Regions from separate parts of the Homo sapiens genome. Here region 1 is linked to region 2. The links are chromatin contacts, found by Hi-C in ENCODE. All regions are on one chromosome and are shown on one strand. Each heading gives the region's core, a stretch centred on a gene start or an enhancer-like site at or near the end of the contact. The rest is flanking DNA. Distances are from core to core; before and after follow the strand shown. Region 1 has its middle 13 kb from the start of TMEM247. Region 2 overlaps PRKCE (protein kinase C epsilon).

The links. Hi-C counts contacts between places; a loop is a spot of excess contacts on that map. Pooled maps may share reads with other maps.
Region 1: a map with no recorded cell type shows a loop between it and region 2 (8-fold over the local background). The contact joins two enhancer-like sites. A Hi-C loop is called at or near these places in 2 of 37 single-sample maps with no recorded cell type and 2 of 50 pooled maps.

Annotation. Positions count from the first base shown.
Region 1 is chr2:46,489,331-46,496,028 of GRCh38, forward strand. No RefSeq gene overlaps it. Among named protein-coding and RNA genes, the nearest start is that of TMEM247, 13 kb to the left of the region's middle. RefSeq lists enhancers at 709-1,241, 1,084-1,383, 1,242-1,774, 1,404-1,463, 1,574-1,623. Within about 2 kb of position 1,406, at least 17 of the 41 ENCODE cell types and tissues checked have a DNase peak (open chromatin) inside an H3K27ac peak, as active enhancers do.
Region 2 is chr2:45,724,636-45,731,695 of GRCh38, forward strand. All of the region lies in intron 1 of PRKCE (protein kinase C epsilon), which reads left to right. Among named protein-coding and RNA genes, the nearest start is that of PRKCE-AS1, 53 kb to the left of the region's middle. RefSeq lists enhancers at 5,102-5,181, 5,562-5,701. Within about 2 kb of position 4,621, at least 5 of the 41 ENCODE cell types and tissues checked have a DNase peak (open chromatin) inside an H3K27ac peak, as active enhancers do.

The DNA of each region.
Region 1 (6,698 bases), core at 156-2,655, 760 kb after region 2:
TGCACTCCAGCCTGGGGGACAGAGCAAGACCCTACCAGAAAAAAAAAAAAAAAACAAAATCTGTTCTCTTTATGAAGACAATGCTCTTGGCCAGGAGGGTCTTCTAGGGGGAATGAGAGGGAGAACAACCGAGTGCACAGCCCTTCAGAAGTGCTATGGGGTTTCCATTAACCTCTGCCGCAGGCTAGGGGTGGCAGGAGCTTACTGTGCCACATCAGGAAGCTGAGCCTGTGGCAGCATATCTGCCCCTCCTCCCTTTCACCAGTTCATGCTCTGGGCTTCTGGGGAACCAAATGATTTCACCCTGCAGGCCAGGGCTGAGCAGAAAGTTCCAGAATGCCCTCAGGCCTGTGTCTGCTTCTGTCCCTTTTTTGATCTGACTCCCACGTGTAGCTTTGGGGAAATCTTGCTAATATACGTTCATTCATTATTTAAAGGTTGCTGCTGTTCTTCAGGAAGGTTAAGCATGATTAAAAGATGGGATTTTTCCACAGGGCACAGCAGAAAAGCTAGGGCTCCCACATTTTTAAGCTGTTTTGGCCAAGCCTTGTTGCATAATTCAAAGTCTGTGATTTACTTAGATTTAATTAGCCAAAGGAGCAGCAGCTGCAGGTTCATTAGTTAGTATTTATTAAGCGCCCTCAGAGGGCTTTTTAGGCTCTTAAGAGTGAAGTGGAGGATGGGTTTCGGACTTGCAAATTTCTTACACTTAAGTAGGAGGGGATTACAGATAGCTTCAGGAGGTAGGCATTTTTGTTCCTCAAAGAGAGCAAAGGGGTGGCATCAAAAGGCCTGAGCTCGTGGGGCAAATCCTACAAAGGGCCACGAGTCAGAGAGATGTCAGTCCCTCACAGGGTTATAGTGACAATTAGTGAGATAACAAGGTGGAGGCTGGTGGTGAATAAGAAGCTACACAGATGAGAGGTATCAGCCAGAGCAGGGAAGGGAAGTGACTGCTAACCTGAATTTCAAGAACTGGGAGAGGTGGGGAGGTCCGGCTCCTGAATTTGTGGGCCCAGTGCAAGAGGACAATGCAGTGTCCCATCATGAATTCCACGACGGTGACAGCAGAGCATTAAGCCATGTGGAGAGCCCCCACTGAGAGCAGGGCCCTGTGCCACTGCCCTGGCGGTGGATGACGGAGACCCCAGGGTTAAGGGGCTTTTGTGGTGCCTCTCAAATCTCACCCAGAGAGTGACTATCCTTGGCCTGTACTCCATCAACAGGAGGGAGGGAGGGAGCAGGCTCTGTGCATTTTGCAGGGGCAGGGACCGTTGGAGCAGGCCATTGGAGGAAGGAGTCTGGTGGCCCCAGGGCAAGTGGCCCCTGCATGCCTTCCAGCTCTGGGCGCAGAGTCTGCCTGCAGAGGCGCCTCTTCACAAGCAGGTCACGCTCTAGGCTTCCAGCTGCTAATCACAGGGGCTCTCCAGCTTGGGTGCATTTCCTCCCTCTGCTCCTGGCTTCCGCCCCAGTCCCATTCAGCTGATCATTCTCCGCTGGGCTAGAAAATCCAAAAATAGAAGAAAGCTACACTTTTTACCCCCTTGAGCCTCTTGTATCAAATGACACAGTCACTTTGCCTCAAACTTTTCATCAAAGCAGCCTTTGTAAGGTCCTGGGGCAGAAAGCAGGCCTTGGAAGACAGCCACCAGGAAGCCATGCAGAAAGTGCTGAGCAGGGGGACCCTTGGTGGAGGAGGTGGGGAGGGCAGGGTTTCAGGAGCTTCCCTCTGCCCCAGAAAGAGCCAGTGACAGACACTTGCTACCATGGGGCAGCTCTTCTCTGAGCACCAGCTCTAGCTTCAGGTCTTGGAAGTGCAAGAGCAGCAAATAGTGTGGCTGCACAGACCACCCATTGCCAGGGTTCAACAACCAGACCACAGAGCTCAATCAGTGATTAAGGAGCAATGATTGATCAATCAAATAAACAGAAGGAGTGTAAGAGACGATCTGAGAAAGGCTCTGTGAGCTAAAGCATTCTGTGACGGCTTCTTGAAAAGGAAGCTCACCCTTGCCGAATACCTAGGATGTATTGTACCCTGTCCAACACTCTCATGTCATCTATTTTATCCCATAGCCCTCCATGAAGGAGCACTGGTACGCACTAGATTAATCTGCCCAGGCTGCTCTAACAAAATACCACAAACTGGGTGGCTTCAGCAACAGATGCTCATTTGTCCACAGTTCTGGAAGTTGAAAGTCCAAGATCAAGGTGTTGGCAGGTTTGGTTTCCTCTGAGGCCTCTCTCGGCTTGCAGATGGCTGCTGCCTTCTCACTGCATCCCCACGTGGTCTTCCTCTCTGTGTGCATCCCTGGTGTCTCTCTGAATGTCCAAATTTCCTCTTCCAAGGACACCAGTCAGATTGGATTAAGCCCTCATTTTAACGCCATGACTTCTTTTTTTGATTTCAATAGTTTTTGGGGTACAGGTGGTTTTTGATTACATGGATAAGTTCTATAGTGGTGATCTCTGAGATTTTGGTGCACCCATCACCCGAGCAGTGTACACTGTACCCAGTACGTAGTCTAAAGCCCCTATCTCCAGATGAGGTCACATTCTGAGGTTTCGGGGGTTAGGACTTCAACACTTGAATTTTGAGGGGAGATAATTCAGCCCATGACGCCCACTTTGCTGATGAGAAATCAGACTCCGAGAGGTTCAGGAATTGCCCAAGCTTGCTCAGCCAGGAGGTACCAGAGACCAAGTGTGGCAAGGAGCTGAAAGATGATTGGAAGAAAACAAAGAACCGTGCTGCGTCTCATTCATTTAGGTTTGTGAACAAAGGTTCCGAGCTGGTTTGATAACATGGGAAGAGAACTGCTACTCCATTTCAGATGGCATTGTGTGGCCCCCTGTATATCTCTCTAGATATGTGTAGCTGGGGTAGTGGCTCCAGAGTTTTTCTGCTTATGAATCTACCCTTTTATTCTAACTGTTCCCGTGTTTCTTTTTTGTTTGTTTTGTTCTGTTTTTTTGAGACAGGGTCTCGCTCTGTCACCGGTGCTGGAGTGCAGTGGCGCAATCTCGGCTCACTGCAGCCTTGCCCTCCTGTGTTCCCACACTTCCCTCACCAAGCGCTAAGGAGGAAAATGTCTTTGAGAGGGGACAGATGTAAGGCCTCACTCACTGGCCCACCTGACCCACACACCTGCCATTTCATGAGTGGCAGCAGATCTATACTCAAAGGCCTCGGTAACTCCCTCTGGATCCCACCCCATGTCCTCTCCTAGGTCCCCTAAGACGGGAGAGTCAGTCTGTAACTGGCAGCCTGGGGTCTTCCCTCTTCAATCTGCTATGCCTGGCTCTTTTTCTGAAGACCAGGTTGGTATGTCCACTCTGAGACAGGAGTAGGTATAAGAAAGAAGAGGGAGGTGGTTGGGTAAGAGAGAAACCCTATACAGTTCACTCAGGCTGACTTTCACTTCTGAGCAATCTCCATAGCCTCACATACATAAAGCCCATAATATTTGAGCTAGCCTGAGTGGGTTCCAAGAAAACAATGATTGGAAGACTCTGGAAGCACAGTAGTTGGTAGAAAGCTCACCTGCTCTCAGGTATCAGGCCAACTTCAAAAGAACTCCAGATGACTGCCCTTAAGCAAACTCTATGCACTGTGGGAGAATCCTTGTTCTCAAAACAGATCAGTTAGGAAACTGAGCATGGTGGCTCATGCCTGTAATCCCAGTACTTTGGGAGGCCAAGGCGGGCAGATCACCTGAGATCAGGAGTTCAAGACCAGCCTGACCAACATGGCAAAACCTCATCTCTACTAAAAGTACAAAAATTGGCCTGGCATGGTGGCATGCGCCTGTAATCCCAGCTACTCGGGAGGCTGAGGCAGGAGAATTGTTTGAACCCAGTAGGTGGAGGTTGCAGTGAGCCGAGATCGTGCCACTGCACTCCAGCCTGGGTGACAGAGCAAGACTCCATCTCAAAAACAAAAACAAACAAACAAAAACAGATCAATTAGGGCCAGGGTCAGAAGCTCAGATGCCAGGAGGGCCCAGGTGGGCCAGATAAAAGTGGGAAGCTGGCCAGGCATAGCTGACTGGAAAGGAAGAAGCCGTAAAGCAGGAAGCCTCTACTCCTTTTTCCCTCCTTCCCATCTTCACCATGTGGAGATACATGCCCCATGTCCAACTCAAGGGCAGCCAGAAATCCAGACTTTTATGTGATACCTGCTGATTTTTAAATGTTGGTTCAATTTTCTTTAGCCACTATACAGACCTAACAAAAGTCCACGGGGCCAACAGCTCACAATCTCTGAACTCGAAGTGTTATTTCCTTTATGATAAAGTCTCTGTTTCACTCAGAGACACGCTGGGGGATTTCGTTAAACAGAAGACACTCCTAGTACAAAAATAGAATGTGATTCACTCTCTAACAATGTTTAAGCACAGAAGCCGCAGTAAGGGATGCTTCTTCCCTTCACAAATTGCCTCACCTTGAGGTGTTTCAAAAGACAGATCTCTTAATGCATTTCAAATCAGGTTAGAGTGGCAAAAATCTAATTTTCATACAACTTCTTGAAGAAAGATGGCAATTTCACTAAAGCCTGGATCAAGATTAAGGAAGGCATGAAACAGAAGCCTGGGAGCAGGAAAATGAGGCGGGAGAGGGTGGCGGGGTGGAGGGTGAAAAGAAGGTGAAGCTGCATGCCCAGGCTCAGTGTTTGCAAAGAGGCTGGCAACCGCGGTGTGAAGCCAGTCAGACAAAGAGCAGTGGGGCCTGGGGACCCGAGTGAGCAGAGAGGGGAGGAGAAGGAGGGAGCATCATTGGTTTCCATGGTGACAAAGGAACAGGGATGGGAAGAAAGAGTGAGGGGGATGTCAGAGAAGAGCTATGTTGTGCTGCTGCCTATAACAAAGTCTTCTTTACCCGGACACCCTTGTCTATGATTTCTTGGCCCCTCTGATACTTCCCCCATCCTGATTCTCTGCTCATTCCTGGCATGAATAAATTACTATGAAATTAAGGACATTTAGATCCTAAACATGGATGTGATGGATGAATGGGTACCTACTTACTGAGCCTCTGTCTCCAAAAGGCCTCTTGGATTCAAAATATTTTCTCCAACGTGCTTCCGTAAAGCCCATGATTCCACCATTAGGGCAACATTGCTTATACTAAGGCTTTGTTCGTGTTCAATGATAAACCCTCATTAAGAGGGGGAATATCTGGGCTATCAATTTCTAGGGTCTCATAAGGAATTGATTTATCATATGTAACGACATGTATGTAACGATAAGTATTTAACGGGATCCCGGCTTCAGCCTAAGAATGTCCACTACTAGGGCTCAGGCCTACCTAGATATGCATGATAAACTGGTGGGGCAGACCCTAGACAGGACAGTTCATAGGATGGTTCCAGTAACATCTGCTGCGTGTGTCCGGCATTTATTTCCCCTTGATTTTCTTTTGGGCCACTCCCTCTTCCTCAATCTTAGTCCATGAGGTTCAGGTTAACTGACGTCTAGTCAAGGGGTAGGCCCAGGACCCAGATCTGGCCAACCAGGGTATTCCATCTTCTGGCCAAAATGACTGGTTAATATGTGGACACATGACCCAAGCCTGACCAATGAGTTTCAAACCTGGATGTTTTGCCGAAACTCTTGGAAAGATGAGCTCTTATTCCATTGGCTACTAAGCTGGTAGACTATGTGTCCAGAGATGCTGTTGGTCATCTTGTTCCACTTGGGGAAAGCCTACCTGAGAATAAAATCGATATGGAGAAAAGCAGAGCCAAGATATGGGAAGACAGATGGAGAAGGAGGGAGAGAGAAAGTGATTTCTTGATGACATGATTTGGGTCCCTGGATCCACCTGAGATAAGAGCTATCCCTAGACCTTTCAGCTTCCATTTTTGCTGTTAACTGATTTGAATTGGGTTTCTCTCACTCACAACCAAGAATTCTGAATCCTGCAAGGGCTTTCTCGTTATATGACTTGGCACCTCAGCTCAGCAACAGCTAACATAGGAGATACCATGGCATCTGTGCCCAGCCTGTTCTATAAAGAAAGATGTATTCATGAACCTAACCAAGGGAGTCTGAGGGAGATGTAGAGAAGCAGAGCCATTGGAACATATGTAAGCACGTGTGCCCGTCTTCAGGGAAGGGAGCCATTTCCCCACTTCTTGAGAGAAAACAGCCCTCCTCTAGCACCACGAAGGGCTTGATGATGGTGCCAAAGGAAGTGGCAGCAGGGCCTGGCTGAGAGGGGATGCCCAGCGGGAAACTCCACAGACACAGCATATGCTGTGCGCTGCCAACATACAGAGCACTGCGCTCGCAGGATGGTCCATGAAAGGTCTGGAAGCAGCCCAGGTGTCAATCAACCAGTGGGTAGGTAAATAAAATGTGGGATATCCATACAATATTTGGCAATAAAAAGGGATGAATTACTGATTCCTGCTATAACATGGATGAGCCTTGAATATATTATGCTAAGAAGCTAGTCACAAAGAGCCACATGTATGATTTCATTTACATGGAATGTCCAGAATAGGCAAGTCTGTAGACAGAAAGTAGATTCATGGTTGCCTAGGGCTCGAGGAACAGAGGGATTTGGCAGTGACAACTAAAAGGTACAGGGTTTCTTTTGGGGTAAAGAGATGTTCCAAAATTGATTGTGCTAGTGGTTGGTTGTTCAGCTCTATGAACACAGTAAAAACCACTGAAGAATCAGTACTTTAGAGG
Region 2 (7,060 bases), core at 3,371-5,870:
ATTGCTCCAGTAAATACACGAATAAGAAAGTGAAACAGCCTTACTGCTGATACAGAGAAAGTTTGAGTGGTCTGGATAGAAGATCAAACCAGCCACAACATTCCCTTAAGCCAAAGCCTACTCCAGAGCAAGGCCCTAACTCTCTTTAATTCTATGAAGGTTGACAGGTAAGGAAGCTGCAGAAGAAAAATTGTAAGCTAGCAGAGGCTAGTTTATGACGTTTAAGGAAAGAAGCCATCTCCATAACATAAAAGTGCAAGGTGAAGCAGCAAGTGCTGATGGAGAAGCTGCAGCAGGTTACCCAGAAGATCTAGCTAAGACCGCTGATGAAGGTGGCTACAATAAACAACAGATTTTCAATGTAGATTAGAAGTTGCTATCTAACACTTTCATAGCTAAAGAGAAATCAATACCTGGCTTCAAAGCTTCAAAGGCCAGCCTGTCTCCCTTATTAGGGGCTAACACAGCTGGTGACTTTAAGTTGAAGCCAGTGCTCATTTACCATTCTTTACATTCTTAAGAATTATGCTGATTCTATTCTGCTCGTGCTCTGTCAATGGAATAACAAAGCCTGGATGATAGCACATCTGTTTACAGCATGGTTTACTGAATATTTTAGCCCACCATTGAGACCTGCTCAGAAAAAGATTTCTTTCAAAATGTTACTGTTCATTGACAGTGCACCTAGTCAACCAGGAGTTCTGATGGAGATGTACAAGGAGATTAATGTTGTTTTCATGCCTGCTAATACAACATCTATTCTACAGCCCATGGATCAAGGAGTAATTTTGACTTTGAAGTCTTATTGTTTAAGAAATACATTTCATAAGGCTTTAGCTGCCATAGATATTGATTTCTCTGATGGATTGGGGCAAAGTCAATTGAAAACCTTCTGGAAAGGATTCACCATTCTAGATGCCATTAAGAACACTCACATCTGTAATCCCAGCACTTTGGGAGACCGAGGCGGGCAGATCACGAGGTCAAGAGATCGAGACCATCCTGGCCAACATGGTGAAATTCCATCTCCACTAAAAATATAAAAATTAGCTGGGCGTGGTGGCACGCACCTGTAGTCCCAGCTACTTGGGAGGCTGAGGCAGGATGATCGCTTGAACCCGGGAGGCGGAGGTTGCAGTGAACCGAGATCACATCACTGTACTCTAGCCTCTTGACAGAGTGAGACTCCATCTCAAAAAAAAAACAAAAAACCGCCACCAACAACAAAAAAACCCACATTCATGATGCATGGGAGGAGGTGAAAATTTCAACATTATCAAAAATTTGGAGGAAGTTAATTCCAGCTCCGTGGATGACTTTGTGGGTTTCAGTACTTCAGCTGGGAAAGTCACTGCAGATGTGGTAGAAATAGCAAGAGAACTAGAATTAGAAATGGAGCCTGGCGATGTGACTGGATTGCTGCAGTCTCTTGACCAAACTTGAACGGATGAGGAGTTGCTTCTTAGGGAAAAACAAAGAAAGTGGTTTCTTGAGATAGAATCTATTCCTGGTGAAGATTCTGTGAATAACGTTGAAATGACAACAAAGGATTTAGAATATTACATTCACTGATAAAGCAGCAGCAAGGTTTGAGAGGATTGACTCCAATTTTGACAGAAAATGCCATCAAACAGTGTCACATGCTACAGAGAAATCTTTTGTGAAAGGAAGAGTCCATTATGTGGCAAACTTCATTGTCTTATTTTAAGAAATTGGCATAGCAATTTCTTGCTGTGGGGTTGCCACAGCCACCCTGACCTTCAGCAATCACTACCCTGATCAGTCAGCAGCTGTCAACATCGAGGCACGATTCCCCAGCAGCAAAAAGATTACAACGTGTGCTAAAGGCTCAGATGGTCATTAGCATTTTTCTTAGCAATAAAGCACTTTTCAATTAAAGTATGTACATTTTTAGACATAATTACATCGTACACACAATAGACTACATATAGTGTAAACATAAATTTACGTACACTGGGAAACAAAATATTTTTATGACTTGCTTTATTATAGTTATCTGGAACTGAACCTTCAATATCTCTGATGTATACCTGTACTTTTGATTCTCAGGATACATTCTTCTAAAAAATATTGCTGATTTAAGGGGTCAGATATGTCCTGGGAGCCTGTGGCTACTGATCCTATTGCCTCGGTCATCAGCCCTCCTGTTTTCCTAGGTGACATAGAGGGCTTGTAGGGTGGCTGTAGGGTGGTGGAAAAAGAAGCAGAACTGAATTCCAGGGCTGACTTTGCTGCTTGTTAGCTGGGTGACCTTGGGAAAACCACTTAACCTTTCTGGCCCTTACTTTCCTCATGGGAAATAAGATTAAAAATGTATGCGAAGGCTTAATATTGACAAGCTCTATTGAGTTTGAGATTTGACCTTAGAGTTTTTATTAATAGACCTGCCATTTGCTAAGCAAATTTTCTAGATAAAGATGTATACCTGGATGCATGTCATAGTACAGTCCCTGTTTGCCCAAGGTGAAGTTAATTTTATGTGATGGGGCAGAGTTAATCCTTGTTAGGCAAATGATGCAGTCTTCTCCGGAGTAGAAAACTGTGTAGACAAGAACAGCTTACCTACCTCTTAAGGCCATAGTTATTTATTTAGCATAAACCAAATACATGGTGATAAGGGAGATACAGTAAGATCTTTTGGAAGTCTTTTTATGGAAACTGATGTGTATTGAAGGTAGAAGACAAGCAATGGCGGAATGTTGTGTATGTCCAACCAGTGCACAAAAGTGGGAGTGGGTACCTCTAATGGGAGAGATCACTGGGGGCTTCCCGGAGGACGGGGTTCAAACTCTGCCTAAAGGATAAGGATAAGAGGATTTGGACTAGGAGGGAGGGCATTCCAGGTAGCTTAGAGGATTTGACCAAGCTTTTGTACAACATCTGTCATTCCACCCAGATGTTCTGCTGGCCATCATTTGCTCCCTGATGCCTTTAGTTTCTTGCCATTGCATTGGTTGGACTCTGCTTCTTGACTTCACATTGGGGCATGTGTTTTATTTTATTTTATTTTATTTTTAAGACGGAGTCTCGCTCTGTCACCCAGGCTAGAGTGCAGTGGTGCGATCTCGGCTCACTGTAACCGCTGGCTCCTGGGTTCAAGCGATTCTCCCGCTTCAGCCTCCTGAGTAGCTGGGATTACAGGTGCCCGCCACCACACCCAGCTAATTTTTGTATTTTTAGTAGAGACGGGGTTTCACCATGTTGGTCAGGCTGGTCTCAAACTCCTGACCTCGTGATCTGCCTGCCTCGGCCTCCCAAAGTGCTGAGATTACAGACGTGAGCCACCGGGCCCAGCCAGGGCATGTATTTTTACAGTAAACTCTGGGAAGCCAAGATGGAAAATAAAGCCCTTACTGGCTTAAACCAGGCTGAGGGAGATGGTCTCTTGAGTAAACACCATGCCTCGCTTTCTGTTTAAGCGTATCTTTTCTTTTCAAGCCTGCTCCTTCTGTGTAAGTGTATTTTTCAAAGTGTGACTCCACATCCTTTCAGAAAGTCCTTCGTATCCCATCAAGGGAGTAAGGTGATGGGTGAGAAGCTACTCTAAATAAATTAAGGGTAGTATCTGTTTTGGCTTCAAAGGGCAAAGGATCAAGGTTAGGGCAAGTAGAAATTTCTCCCTCTTGATTTTAAGTGAAATTTTTTATTTTTATTTTTATAAGACCCTAATTGCCTGCTTCATACCTAGAAGGCCAGAAACATTCCTGGATGTTGGACTAGCAAGCCAGAGAACAATCTAAGCAATGCCATTTCACTGGCCCCTTCTTCACCAGAACCCTTCCCCCAATAGTCCCATGCCCAAACACACGCACTCTTCACAGTATCCTCTTGTGCATGCTGCTTGCTTTGAGGGTGGTGCAAGTGCTATTGGGTGTCATTTTATATTACAGTTGTAATGCCCACGTGCCGCTGGAATCTTTGTATCTTAGTCACAGACTTCTAGAGTGTCTGAGCTGGAAGGAACCTTCATTCTCAGCCCCTTGTTTTACAGATGGGGAACTGAAAGCCCCCAGGTTGCCTGACTGTAAGTTGAGGTCTGTCTTCACCAGTTCATGGTTTGTTTTCAGTATCTGAGCAATAACAGCTGCTAATTATTGAGGCCCTGTGCTGAGTGCTTTTCATGCATCATGTCACTTATTTTTCATAACAACTGTATGAGGAAGGTATGACCATCATCTCTCCTTTAAGGTTAGAGAGGTTGAGTAATGTGTTTAGAGTTGGGTGTTGGAGCTGGGTGTTAGCAAAGATTTGAACTCAGTATACGGTGGCACTGGGGCACTGGCTCCTAACTGGTAGGCTGTGCTGCACTGTGTTTGCCAAGTGAGGCTGCCTCTATTCCCACTTCTTCCCTCACTTCCCATCGTCTTTCTTTTTCACTGCCCCACCAGGGATCTTGCTCTCAACTTGCCAAGGTAGGATTCCGACCATGGCTACCATGATGACTTGGAAGCCTGGACTCCAAAGGAAGGAGTTCCAAAGCCTTGATCAATGGAACAGAGGCATTGTCCTTGGGACCCGAAGGAGCTGATACCACGTCACTTATACCAGGATCCTTGCTGGTTAATTCACATAGGGCGGTGGAGGACACAGTGCAGTCTCTGTTTGCACTGGCTTATGGGAGACTGAGCAAGATAGAGTAGAGAGAAAGTAGATGAAAGGTGCCATGAAAGCCATCCTCAGCTCAAGCCTGTGTCTTCTTAGCAGGGGTCATTGCATCCTCTTTATTATCAAAGGGTGTGATCCTAATACGCTTATGAGACAGCCAGTGTAGATGTGATATCAAGCCAGCTCGGCCCTCCCTGGAGCCTCCATCATATGCATCTATGTGTCCCCCTTCATTACTTTCCGATTCCTTTTCCCCCTCCTACAGCAATAGCCTGAAGGATATTTTTAGGCCCCAGTGAGGCTGTGATCACTGACCCTTGGCTTCTGAAAATTTTTACACCGTTTTGAAGGGATGTGCATACTCAGGAATACAGCTATTTTTGAATCTGTACTAGAGATTCTAGGCTGTATCCTCCATGGGGGCTTATTTTTTAAGTTTGAGCAGAAAATATTCCAAGGGACATTGGTAGTGTAATGGATGATGAGCCTGTATGCTGATGCTGATTAGGCCAGAGTGGGTCCAGACTGCTCTGGCCATCCTTGACCGGAGGAAGAACTAGTACGTCCACCTTGCCTCAAGGGGAGCAGATCTGTCAATGGCTCAAAGCCTGGAGTGCAGTTCCTACTAGCTCCACCTGGAGTCTTAAAAGAGGAACAGATCAGCATGGAGGAGATCTTTGGGTCCTGGGCATTTTGCATTTTTTAAGGGTATAGAGTCATACTTTTATAGTTCAACAACATTGACAAGAATGGATGTTTTGAGTCCGTTGGTTAACCTTGGATTTGAAAAGAGGAAGAAAAACAGAAACCACACATTAGCAGGGCAGCACTGAGGTTACAGTCATGTTACCATAGACGCCAGGCTTGAAGAGCCGTTTGGGGACAACAGAGCACAACACTGGAAAAATAAATTTTTTAGAGACAGGGTTCCGCTCTGTCACCCAGACTTGAGTGCAGTGGTGCTCACTGTAACCTCAAGTTTTTGGGCTCAAACAACCCTCCCATCTCAGCCTCCTGGGTAGCTAGGATTACAGGTGTGGGCCACCATACCCAGCTAATTTTTTATTTTTTATTTTTGTAGAGATGGAGTCTTGCTGTGTTGCCCAGGCTGGTCTCAAACTCCTGGCCTCAAGTGATCCTCCTACCTTGGCCTCCCAAAGCTCTGGGATTACAACTGTGAGCCACCAGTTGTAATTTTTTTTTTTTTTTTTTTCCCGAGACAGAGTCTCACCCTGTTGCCCAGGCTCGAGTACAGTGGCACAATCTCGGCTCACTGCGACTTCTGCCTCCTGGGTTCAGGCAATTCTTGTGCCTCAGCCACCTTAGTAGGTGGGATTACAGGTGTGCACCACCACACCTGGCTAATTTTTGTATTTTTAGTACAGACAGGGTTTCACCCCATTGGCCAGGCTGGTCTCAAACTCCTGGCCTTAAGCTATCTACCCGCCTCAGCCTCCCAAAGTGCTAGGATTACAGGTGTGAGCTACCATGCCTGGCAAGCACAACATTTTTAATTTTCAAGAGCTACCAGTTTCTTTTCTGTCTCTGAAGAGACACTTCTCCCAAGGAAATTTCCATTAAAAAATTAATTTTGTGTGTCTGCCCGACAGATCATGGGAGACAGAGTGCTGTTATTTGTAAAACATTTTTAAAAATACATTTTTACCTTTATGGAGCAATGATATTCCTGGATTTATCTAAAAGGAAAATCTGACTGGTGTGGAAGAACAAGTGGAAGCTGTTAATGAAAATTTTGAAGTGAAGGAAATAGGAATGTGGGAATAGTGGGAGCCTGGGTGTTCTCTAACCAGGGAGAACTCTCAGGCAGAAAGTGGCTACTGTGGACAGTTTAGAGACTGGTGAGTTTAGGGCCTGTTGATTTCTGTTATTAGTTAGCATTGGCCTTTGTGTTTAGAGAGGAAGATGGTTATTACAGCTAGTGTCAGGAGAGCAAGGGGTGTCTTAATGGAGTTATGCACAGTTTTTGCCTATGACAACTCAGCCTCTTGGGCTCAGAGCATTCACTTAGACAGAGCAGCTCCATTCCTTGTGGTTTTCTGGTCAGTATTTTAGGACCATCAGTTCTGTGGCTCATGCAGGTGTGATGTATAAATGTCTGGCCTGGGAGAGATGCCAAAAAAGAAGTGGGGAGATGGAGTAAAAATCATTTGTCTGGAGGTTTTTCATTTACTGAGTCTCTTCAGGAAACTGGGAGAAGTTGAGTTTCCTTCCTTAATTCTCAAGTTCATTTTAGACATGAGAGAAAGAGACTCAGAGACATTAAGTGTCTTGGATTTTGTAGTTACTAATGGGGAAACCTAAGCCTGAAAACCAAGAATTTTCTGAATTCCTGGAATTTTTTTTTTTTTTTTTTTTTTTTGAGGCAGGGTCTCACTCTGTTGCCCAGGAAGAAGTGCAGTGGTGCAAACATTGC